Regions from separate parts of the Homo sapiens genome. Here regions 1 and 2 are each linked to region 3. Evidence: chromatin contacts called from ENCODE Hi-C or POLR2A ChIA-PET data. All regions are on one chromosome and are shown on one strand. The core of a region is the stretch at or near the end of the contact, and the rest is flanking DNA. Distances in the headings are between cores, read along the strand shown. Region 1 holds the start of MAP3K9 (mitogen-activated protein kinase kinase kinase 9). Region 2 holds the start of PCNX1 (pecanex 1). Region 3 holds the start of SRSF5 (serine and arginine rich splicing factor 5).

Region 1 (3,440 bases), core at 450-2,949, 1.0 Mb after region 3:
TTAACTCCCTTGAAAAAAAAAGAAGATTTCATTATAGGGTATGAAATATGGGGCTCCTGGAAAATTGACGGAAACCAGGACACTGGGAGAAAGGCCCTGGGAGGGACCCCTGAGCATGGTCCCCCTGAGATTTGACCAGTTCCAAAGATAGGCAAGGATCTAGAATGAGAAGAAAGAAGAAAATGTATTTCCCAAACAGCCTCACTGTCAAAGGACTGGGATTCAGCCACTGTACCTTGCAATCCTGATCTCCCATGGGGGAACGACATACTTTTTCCTCTCTAATCATCACTTGTCTCACCCCCACTCTCAACACACACATCCCTCTTAGCACATTAATCAGTGAGACTCCTAAAGGTACAACTTCTGAGATATAAGAAATAGGATCCAAGAAATCAACCCGACATTTTACAGGCAACTGAGCCTTGAGTTCACACATGCTTCCGGGACTTGTGAGCCAGCTCAGCCCTGCGGAGACACCCCCATCTCTTTGAAAGCAAATGCCTTTAGGAGGCGGGGACAGGCGTTAGAAGAGGTGGTGGCAAGGTCCCTGATTTGGGGACTAAGGCTAGGACACTAACCACCATCTTGCCATAAACACTTCCAGATTGGGAATGGGGGGCGGCGGGGGGGTGGGTAAGAGAAGGGACTGGGAAACTGGCAAATTCTCAGACTGGGACTTCAGGATGTGGAAATCGGGAGCCACTGCTGAGGTGGCCAACTGAAGGTGAAGAAGCCCAAGCGTCTGAAGTGCGGGCAGGGCCTGAGGCGTCTCGAGCTTATCCAGCAAGCAAAGCCCGGGCAGCCTAAGCGCGCGCCACCCACACCCAGGTCAATCGTCCTCCCCACCCCCCGCCCTCATCCCAGCCCTCGCGCAGTGCTCCCCCCTTCCCCGACCGCCCCCCAGGCCTCCGTCATTCCCCCTCCCCGCCCGGCCCCGCCTTCGCCTTACACTGAATGGGCGGGTAGCAACTGGGGTCCTCGCCGCCGGGCTGGCAGCGGCTGGAGAAGGCGCTGCGCGGGGTCACGTAGTTGCTGGGGAAGATGCCCACCCGCTGGTTCAGCTGCCCGGTCCACCAGCCCTCGTCGCCGGACACCTGCGAGTCCTTGGACAGCACCTCCACCACGTCGCCCAGCCGCAGGGTCAGCTCGTCCTCGCCCGCCGCCTCGTACTCGAACACGGCCGTCCAGTAGGGCAGCGGCGCGTCGCAGCCCAGCTCCCCGGGGCCCACCGCCGCCGCCGCCTCCTCCTCCTCCTCCTCCTCCTCCTCGGCCCCGGCCCCTGCTCCATCCTCCCCCGGCGGGGCGGCAGCGGCGGCGCTCGCTAGGCAGCCGAGAAGCGCTCTGGAGGGCTCCATGGAGCGGCCGATCCATAGGGTGCGGGGCCGCCGCCGCCCGCAGGAGCCGCCGCCGCCTATTGTTCATGCGCCTCCGCAGAGCTGGGAGGACCCCCCCCCAACGACGGCGGCCGCAGGTAGGGCCCGGGCTGGCAGGGCTGGGAGAGCCGGCTCGCCGGCGCTGTTACCGCGGTACGAGAAGAGCGCCGAGCGCGAGCTCTTCGCGCAGCCTAGGGGCGCAGCGGGCCGAGTCCCCGCCTGCCCGCTCGCCCCCCCGGGGGCGGCCTCGTCACCTCTGCCGCCGGTACCTGCTCGCGCAGCCGGTGCCCGCCGCTGCCAGCCGGCCGCCGCTCTCCTCTCCGCGCCGTGCCGTGCCCCGCCCCCCGCACCGCCAGCTCGCCGGGACCACCTGACGCGGGCCTGGCTCCGCCCCAGCCCTGCGGACCCCAGGGGGCTCCGCCCCACGCCCGCCCCGCCCCGCGCCCGCTGCCTTCCCATTGGCTGCGGCCGCCCAGTCCCCGGTTCCTCCGCCGTGGTTGGGGCAGCCTAGCTGGCCGTCTCGCAGGTCCCTCTCACCCCCTGCGCCGCCGTCGCACCGTGCCCTCCCCCATTGCGGGCTCTGTCATTCTCAAACCCAGGTCGACCCACTCTTCCCGCCCACTGGCCCGCCGCAGCTCCCTCCATTGGCTCGCGGCACCTGTCCGTTTCCTGGGAGAGTTCAGCACCTCCCGGCAGGAAGAGGCTCCGGCCTCATTGGGTGCGTGAGAAGGGAAGGGTGGATCCTAAAAGGTAATACTGAGCCTTCATTCAAACTAAAAGGCTGGAAGGGAGGCAGCTGCCTTTGTTTGCCATGGATGGGTAGGGGCTGCACTGAGCAGCACCGGTGTTCTTCATCCGGCTGCACCCCCAACAGAGCTCTTTCTTCCCCAGATCCCTTTTACAGTTGGATTCTCCCTCTTGGATCTGGCTCTGCCTTAGTCCGACCTAGAGGGATCAGCTTCGCCCACGCCCACTCTCACCCGGAACCTTTCATCTCTTATTGAAGCCTTTTAGGCCCATTGGGATGTTCATTAGAACTCTGAAAACTACAGTTCTCCCCTTTATGAGGACTGCACCACAGCTCGCCCTCTCCTGGGTTCCGGTAAGAAGAGATTCCAATACCACTCTTTTTTCAGAATTCAGAAAGGCAAGAGACCACCTTACTGAGCTTCAAACTGGGGCTGGGAACGCTGCCATGAATTGGGCTTGGTCTGTCTGAAGGGAGCCACCTTTTCGACAATCCTTAGACTTCTTTTGCCTGTTGGAATTACACCTTGGATCGTGGCGAAGTCTATAGAGGTCAGATTAAGAAGAACCAAAGCAGAATAAACGTAGAACCCGATGCTGAGTTCACGAGTGAGGACGACCTCTTCCTATATGCTTTGCTATACCCTGCGTTTTGAACATTAAGGACGAGATAGGAGGCCCATAATGTTTCTTCTTGCTTTAATCCTGTCGTGGCAACGTTGACTTCCAGTAAGAAAGGTTCTCTGATCTTTTTTTCTCTTTTCTTTTCTTTTCTTTTCTTTTCCTTTCTTTTCTTTTCTTTTCTTCCAGGGTCTCAGTTTGTTGTCCAGGCCAGAGTGCAGTGGCGCAATCTCGGCTCACTGCAGCCTCAACATCCTAGGCTCAAGCCATCCTCCCACCTCACCCTCCCGAGTAGCTGGAAGTACAGGCTCGTCTTGAACTCTGGGCTGAAGTCATCCACCTGCCTCGGCCTCCCAAAGTGCTAGGATTACAGGCCTTAGCCACCTCACCTAGTCCTCTGAAATTTCTAAATAAGCCAGTGCTGAAGGATCTAGCCCAACTTCTACCAAACTTTGTTACCTTTTCCCCTTCAGTGGTAGGAATAGACATGATTTATTTAGCAAGGGTGAGTGCTTTTGTTGAATTTTAGTTTGGGGTTTATTATTACACAAACTAAAGACAGCGGGGCAATTTGGAAAGATAACTAGGCAGCTGCATGACTTCAGGCAGGTGTCCTAACACTGTACTCTTAAAGTGAGGGGAGTGAACTGGAAGATATCCTGTGTCCTCATAGTTTGAACATTCTGTGGTTCGCTC
Region 2 (3,347 bases), core at 693-3,192, 1.1 Mb after region 3:
CTGCCGGTTCCATATCCTCCAGATACTGCATTCTGGCTGAACGTTTATCACGCCAGCTGGGTTGGCCTCCGATTCCACGGATGTATCTGGTTCTAGTTTCCATTTCTCCCCATCCACCTCACCCTCATTACAGTTAATCCTTTTATATTAAACCATAGCGGATCTTTGCTGTTGTGGAAACTGATGTGGTATTGGAATTTTATCCTTGTTTACATCTTTCTTTGTGTTGGAAAGGTTGGGATTACTTCCAAAACCTTCCCAGAGAGCTTTCCTGTCTCCTTTAGGGGAAACAAATGAAAACTTGACAATAGCTGGTATCTATGACACCAGCTTCAAGGCCACTATTTTAATTGTAAAATTGCATTATTTAATCATAATTTTGCTTTTAGATATACAAATATATTTTAAAGTATATTTTGTCCAGTGTTTACTCACAGCTCTCAATTTCAAGGTATCTTACTGGAACTCAGTGGCTTTGTGGTTATAAGGACATAAACAAATCAAGGCTAGGGATGGTGTGGTGTTCTACAGTGGTAAGCTACATTAGAATCCTCCGGAGGACTTGTTAAAACAGATTGCTGGGTACCACCCCACAGAGTGTCTATAGAATGATGCCCTAAGAATTTGCACTTTGACGAAAACTGGTCATGTATTTAAGCTGGTCACAGATAACCAGAAGGTGCTGAACTGTTCTTAATCAATTCAAACTTTTACCTGAAATGGATAATAAGGTGGAGAGCCTTGAGAAATGAACTTCCAAAGTTCAGTGCATGCAGTTAGCATGACTGCTGGTTTTAGAGTTCTCAACCACTTATTGCTTATGAGCAATAAGTGGCCATAAGCATTTGGCCAATCACTTACTTGAGTTTACAGGTTTTCTCATCCATAAAATAACAATAGCTGCTATGCTGCCCTCAAAGGGTTGTCCTGAGGTCTGAATGGAATGGGTGTGATAGTGTCTGAGCAACTATAAAGTGGTATGGCACTGGGAGGTATTGTAACGGTTTTTCATTACTCTTCTTAAAATATCACCAGTTTCCTTTGGCTCTTGTTTCCCTCATTAATTATAGCAACTGTAATCTGGGAATACACAGTACTTTTATTGCCATAAAAGCCAAACTTCAATAAACTCAAATTTCAAACTTTTCTATAAAATTTTATTCAGTGAGATCAGACACGCCTTATAAACATTACACAGAGCCAAGAATGATTCCGTTTTTACAGCTATAAAAAGAGATCTACAAGACCCTATTGTAATTTGGGGTGGCGTCACGGTTAATCTTTTTCAACCCTGTTTAGATTGGCCCATTAATAAAAATGGCTGCTAGTTACAGCACATTTAAAAATACAATCACCGCGTACAAATGGTAACCTGTCCACTCCATACTTCCATGTCCTGTGCCGCTTCTATTAACTTGTCTTTGGAAGTAGTAAATTCTCCCAGTCTGGACGTGGCTATTTTTTCTCACACACGGGCCAACACAGTTCTTGCTCAACTTGGGTGCGTTTATGACTTTTCAACAGTGTCATCAGCCGTACCTAACTCTTCCAGGCCTTCAGTATCTCAGGTGTTAGCTTCAGTTGTTCCTAGGTCTTTCACAAATATCATAAATGACAGGCAGGACGCTTTTCTGGAGTCAAGATCTGTTAGTTTCGGAGTCAGAAAGACCCCGTTTAGAGACTCGTAGGCGAACTTGCCAGGGGGCCTACCAGGGGCAGAATGGGGTCCTCCGGACCAGCCAGCCGCGTCTCAGCCACCTCCGCAGCCCCCGGGGCCCTGAACCCCGGCCGCGTTGACGCGCGCTTCTCCCGGACGTCGGCAGGAGGCGCCCGCGGCGGACCAGGCGCGGCGCGCACCGTAGCCGGCCCAGGGGGCGGAGGGAGCGGAGAGGAGGAGCTGGAGGGGGCGCGGCTTCCTCTCGGTCGCTCCCTGGCGCCGGGCCTCTTTCTCTGCCTGGCCCAGGGCTGGCGGCCGGCGGGGGTCGCGGCGGCGGCAGTGGGGGCGCTGGCGGGCCGCGGGTGGCGGGGGCCGGGCCGCGGCTCCGGGTGTTAGGAGACAAGATGGCGGCGGCTCTCAGAAGGCCGGTCTCCTCCTCTCCGCCGTCCTCCGCCCCGCCGCTCGCCGCCTCCTCCTCTCGGGTCTCCTCCTCCTCGTTTGCTGCCTCCTCCTCCTCCTGCAGCAGCACCAGCGACCGCCGAAGCGCCGGCTCGCTCACCCGGAGCTCCGGAGGTGGATAGACGGGGCAGCTGCAGGCTCCGGCGACCGAGGCCGAGCTGGGGCCGGGGCGGGGACGGCGGCGGCGGCGGCGGCGACGGCGGCGGCGCCGGGTGGGGATGGGGTCGCAGACGCTGCAGATCCTCCGACAGGGGGTGTGGGCCGCGCTCAGCGGGGGCTGGTACTACGACCCGCACCAGGCCACCTTCGTGAACGCGCTGCACCTCTACCTGTGGCTCTTTCTGCTGGGCCTGCCCTTCACCCTCTACATGGTGAGTGTGGGGGCGGGGAGCGGGTGGCTCCTTCCCCGCGAGCCGGTGGGGAGATGCTGGGGTCGCGCCCTCTTCCTCTTCCACGGGGTCTCGTCCCCCGGGGGCCGCCACCCTCTCGGTGTGAGGCTCCCCGCCCCCACTGCGTGCTCCCACTCCTCTCTTCGGGGCTTTCCTGGTTTCGGAGGTGACACGAGCAACGAGCCCACGGCAACCCGCGCCGGCCGCCCCCGCCCGCTCACTGGGAAGCGGCAGCGTCCTAGGCCCCTTCTCGGGGTTCCCTCCTGCGGCCACTCGGCTAGGCCGTCCCCGCCGGGGCCCCCCGCCCGTGGGGCTGTGTGGCAGGCGCCGAGCGCTCTGCGGCTTTAGGGGACGCCGCATCCATCCTTGGCACGCTGGGTTCCTCGGGCGCCCGGCATCCGGCACTGCCCGCCCCCGCCGCGGCCCTCGTCCGGGGCTCCCGGGAGAGGCCGCCCGCCGCCTCGCCGCTAATCCGCGTGCGGAGCCCCGGGAGCGCGGGGGACCGTGCGGCTCTGCTCCGAGTGTGTGTGGGGGTCGTCCGGGCTCGTCCTCCAGGGGTCCTGGGTGGTGGCTGAAAACCCGGCTCGGAACCCTCCTGCCTCTAAAAAACCGTTGTTGTGCTTCGCAGCGGTTCTTCTCTGTTCGGCCCCGTGGCCGGTGGCCGTGGTGCTTCCTGGCCTCCCTGGGGGGAGGGAGCGGGGAGATAACGGGGAATCTGGCTGGCATTTCAGCAGATTTGTTTGGCTTGGTTCAAGGCCTTTGGCGGATAGGAGTAGGGAGAGAGAGTACTGCCTGTTGCTGAATTCGGTGCGATCAGCTTCTCTGAATCATCTGTGTTTTTA
Region 3 (3,717 bases), core at 397-2,896:
GTAAACATAAATGTAGAAAGTAATCGGAAGACTTGTTTATTATGCAGAAACCAAACAAATGTAATTAAATACCAACTGGTTTGGGACAATTTGTGCATTATAAAATGCCAATGTTCATCAGGCCAACAACTAGGTAACATTTTTTTCTTTTCATTGAACAAATACATTAAATACATATTGTGTTATAAACCCATCCTTAACTCCCACATTATAGGTAACTAACTTCACTGAGGCTCTTTTTATTTGTACATATAACTATGAATGGACAAGCTTATCCCTTACAAACTATCCAAGTTTCAGTTCTGAGTGCCTAAAGGCCCCTGAGGTCGAGTTAAGGGTCAGTTGCTCTCCTTCCGGAACTACTTTTTCTCTGTTTAACTCTAGTTGCAAGCATGCAACTCCACATTCCAGGCACTTCTCAAAAATGGGGTGCACTGGGTTCTACATAAAAGCATTAAAGCGAAGTTAAGCAATCTCTTTATGCCTAAGTTTCTAGGTCTACCAACCTTATCGGGACAACGCGGGAGTTAATATGGAGGGCTGTGTTTTACACCCACTTTGAAAGCACGGCATTGTCTGTTTCTAAAGAATTGTAAACTTTCATGTGTTACATTACAGAAATCTGAACGGAGAGGATTAACCAAATACCATTTGGACTTAAAAGCAGCTTGAGGCCGGGCGCGGTGGCTCATGCCTGTAATCCCAGCACTTTGGGAGGCCGAGACGGGCCGATCACGAGGTCAGGAGATCGAGACCATCCCGGCTAACACGGTGAAACCCCGTCTCTACTAAAAATACAAAAAAATTAGCCGGTGTGGTGGCGGGCGCCTGTAGTCGCAGCTACTCGGGAGGCTGAGGCAGAAGAATGGCGTGAACCCGGGAGGCGGAGCCCAGATCGCGCCACTGCACTCCAGCCTGGGCGACAGAGCAAGACTGTCTCAAAAAAAACAACAAAAAACAGCTTGAAACCTCTTCCAGCCACTCTCCCAGAGTGACGGACATGCAGAAATCTGTATTCCAGCCTCAATTCAAGACAGCCTTCTAGCTGCAGTCCCATTTTCAACATTTCATCAGTGAAAATCCTTTCATTTAAAAAATACTTCAGTGCCTTAGTCTTCTCACCACAACAAAACCACACAGCTGTGGCATGGTTGAAAAAAGAACTCGAACATCTAGGAGCTCCCTGCTTTGAGGGCAAATTTAAATTGCAAGCAGCAAGAGCTAAGGAAAGGCCAGGTATTTCTGCAAAGCTAAGTTTCTCCTAATTAGTAATCTTCTGGGTGTCTAAGAAAAACTTTAGATACAAGAAGGGTTGCCACTTTTCTCAGGAGACTCTTCTGGGAGAGATGATGATGAACCGAACGCCAAGGACTTAGCAGGGGCGAACGACGTCAACAGATGTCCCTCCAGACTCCGGCACCAGCCGGCCGAGCCCAAACGAGTTCTCGCCCCCGACCCCACCCACCGCGGGAGCAGGGTTCGGTCACTCGCAGTGTCAGAGAGGCCCACATCCTCCTAAATTTCCGGCCCTCCCAAAACTTCCGTCTTCCCTAGGTCCAACGGGGTGGACCCAAGGCCCAGGGGCGTCCCCGGAAGTGACGTAGGACGCGCCCTCCATTTTGTGGAGCGCCAGAGCTGCTAAGTGCGTCAGTTGTGGAGTGGCGTAGACGAGTTAAGTCCTGGTCTGCGTGGAGGTCGACGACTCCGTCGCAGACTACGGACCTGTCTGGGTCTCAGCCGCCAAAGACCCCGTCCGGTAGGTGAGTGGCTCACTTTGAGGGCAAGCCTTCTCGGATCGAGGCTTCTTCATGGCCGCTCAGATCGTGAGCGGCCGGGGCTGCTCTCTTTGCGGAGGATGGCGTCTAATGAGCGCAGTTGATTCGAGGTGGGCGCTGGGGCACGTCTCCCTTTTGGCATACTGTTTGAGGGGTACTGAGGTGAAAGGGCGGTCACTGTTCGGGTCGTTTTTACACAGCGGTTGTGCGCCCGTCCCTGCCAGTCTTAATGTCTTCATCTCCTGGACACGTAGAATAGTGGGCCGGGATCTCCCTGACTTTGCTGGCGATGCGGCTGGGCCTTTTGTAGGGCGGCCGCAGTGACCCCCGAGAAGGGGGTTGCTGGGAGGAGAAGGGAAGAGGGAATTTGGCACGCGCAGCTCTGCTGCCTTTGATTCCACCGCCGCCATTTTGTGGCCGCAGAGCGCCCGCCCGCTGCTGTTGGCGCAGGCGCGGTCGAGGCGTCGCGAGATTCTGGCTTCCACCCGCTGTGACGCGCCCGCGAGGCCGCCATTGGGCTGGCTTTGCGGAGGGCGCGGGCGGCTCCGCCCGCACTTCTCGGCCTTTCCTAACTGCGGCAGATGGGAGGGGGCCGGAGAGCCCGGAGAGTGTGCGGCTGCGCAGTTGGAAAGGTGGCAGTGGGCGTTGCGGTTGCTGCGGTCTGGGCCCAGTAGCGGACCGTGTTGGGAGGGAGCTGGGTTTTCATTTTGTCTGCAGGTAACCTGGCCTCATTAGAGGCTCTGTTGGCAATCTCGTTCATAACATCACTGTGTAAACATTTTATGCCGTTGATGTTTTTGATTGTTTAATCAGGCGTTTCTCTGTGACAGTCATTGCTATTATCTCGATTGAATTACTTTCTAATAGGAAGTACTAGCCGGACATCATGAGTGGCTGTCGGGTATTCATCGGGAGACTAAATCCAGCGGCCAGGGAGAAGGACGTGGAAAGATTCTTCAAGGGATATGGACGGATAAGAGATATTGATCTGAAAAGAGGCTTTGGTTTTGTGGTAAGTATTTAGAACTGGGTGAATTATCTGCTAAGTAGGTAGAGTTTTGATAAGCAGTTGTTTTCGATCTTGAGTCCGGGTGGAATATTTGCCTTCAGAAAATGTTACCCAGCCTTATGTCTGAATTTTATTGAGGCTGAAAACAACTTTAACTTGCCGGCTCACTGGAACCCCACTCCCAGTGGCTCCTTGATTAGGTTTGACTGTATGGCAGTGTCGTTAAGATACTCTTCCCATTCTGTCTCCTGATTTCAGTGCTCTTAATGTGTTGTAGAATACTCTTCTAAAGCCAATGTTAAGAGTCTTATGCTTACATTTTAGGAATTTGAGGATCCAAGGGATGCAGATGATGCTGTGTATGAGCTTGATGGAAAAGAACTCTGTAGTGAAAGGTGAGATTCCTGTGTAACTAGATAACCCTGGGACATAGAGCAGACTGGGTCTGCTGGCATATTTTTCTAAGTAGATTTATGTAGCTTAAGTGTGTAACGGAGATTTTTCTTCCCTTTTTGTAGGGTTACTATTGAACATGCTAGGGCTCGGTCACGAGGTGGAAGAGGTAGAGGACGATACTCTGACCGTTTTAGTAGTCGCAGACCTCGAAATGATAGACGGTATGTGAAGGGTGGATGGCTGCATTGAACAATTATTGTAGGGGTAGCATTTAAGATTCAGGAGTCATTAGCAGTGATGATTTTGGGTCCTGCCGTATAATCTGTTCTTCTATTCCCACGTTAGCCAGTTGTTCTTGATGAATCTATATGAGTCATAGAACACAAATCTATTGACGGAAGTCATTAGAATGGCTTGTGATATCTGATGGCTTGAACTTGCCCACAGTTGAACACAAGTGCTGTCATTGCATTTCTTCCATTGTGAATACGAATTTTCTTCCTCAGAAATGCTCCACCTGTAAGAACAGAAAATCGT

What was found. Hi-C counts contacts between places; a loop is a spot of excess contacts on that map. ChIA-PET counts read pairs that join two places held with the same protein, here RNA polymerase II (POLR2A). Pooled maps may share reads with other maps.
Region 1: a map of PC-9 shows a loop between it and region 3 (8-fold over the local background). The contact joins the promoter of MAP3K9 here to the promoter of SRSF5 in region 3. A Hi-C loop is called at or near these places in 4 of 168 maps with a recorded cell type or tissue (B cell, CD8-positive, alpha-beta T cell, PC-9 and 1 more), 3 of 37 single-sample maps with no recorded cell type and 15 of 50 pooled maps. POLR2A ChIA-PET finds 5 or more read pairs at or near these places in 2 of 52 experiments (activated CD4-positive, alpha-beta memory T cell and activated CD8-positive, alpha-beta T cell).
Region 2: a map of endothelial cell of umbilical vein shows a loop between it and region 3 (34-fold over the local background). The contact joins the promoter of PCNX1 here to the promoter of SRSF5 in region 3. A Hi-C loop is called at or near these places in 3 of 168 maps with a recorded cell type or tissue (B cell, ascending aorta and endothelial cell of umbilical vein) and 14 of 50 pooled maps. POLR2A ChIA-PET finds 5 or more read pairs at or near these places in 1 of 52 experiments (activated CD4-positive, alpha-beta memory T cell).

Annotation. Positions count from the first base shown.
Region 1 is chr14:70,807,814-70,811,253 of GRCh38, forward strand. MAP3K9 (mitogen-activated protein kinase kinase kinase 9) reads right to left here and starts at 1,700. Exons shown (of 12, transcript NM_001284230.2): 1 at 953-1,700. The coding sequence starts at 1,358. It overlaps MAP3K9-DT (MAP3K9 divergent transcript), which reads left to right and starts at 971. Exons shown (of 2, transcript NR_184164.1): 1 at 971-1,474. RefSeq lists an enhancer at 262-321 and a silencer at 1,262-1,901.
Region 2 is chr14:70,905,517-70,908,863 of GRCh38, forward strand. It overlaps PCNX1 (pecanex 1), which reads left to right and starts at 1,943. Exons shown (of 36, transcript NM_014982.3): 1 at 1,943-2,487. The coding sequence starts at 2,335. RefSeq lists silencers at 1,846-2,035, 2,256-2,595, 2,756-3,095.
Region 3 is chr14:69,765,496-69,769,212 of GRCh38, forward strand. SRSF5 (serine and arginine rich splicing factor 5) reads left to right here and starts at 1,647. Exons shown (of 8, transcript NM_001320214.2): 1 at 1,647-1,760; 2 at 2,643-2,787; 3 at 3,109-3,179; 4 at 3,303-3,401; 5 at 3,687-3,717. The coding sequence starts at 2,662. It overlaps LOC100289511 (a long non-coding RNA gene), which reads right to left and starts at 2,218. Exons shown (of 1, transcript NR_029378.1): 1 at 788-2,218. RefSeq lists enhancers at 1,514-1,563, 1,604-1,653, 1,763-2,527, 2,524-2,573.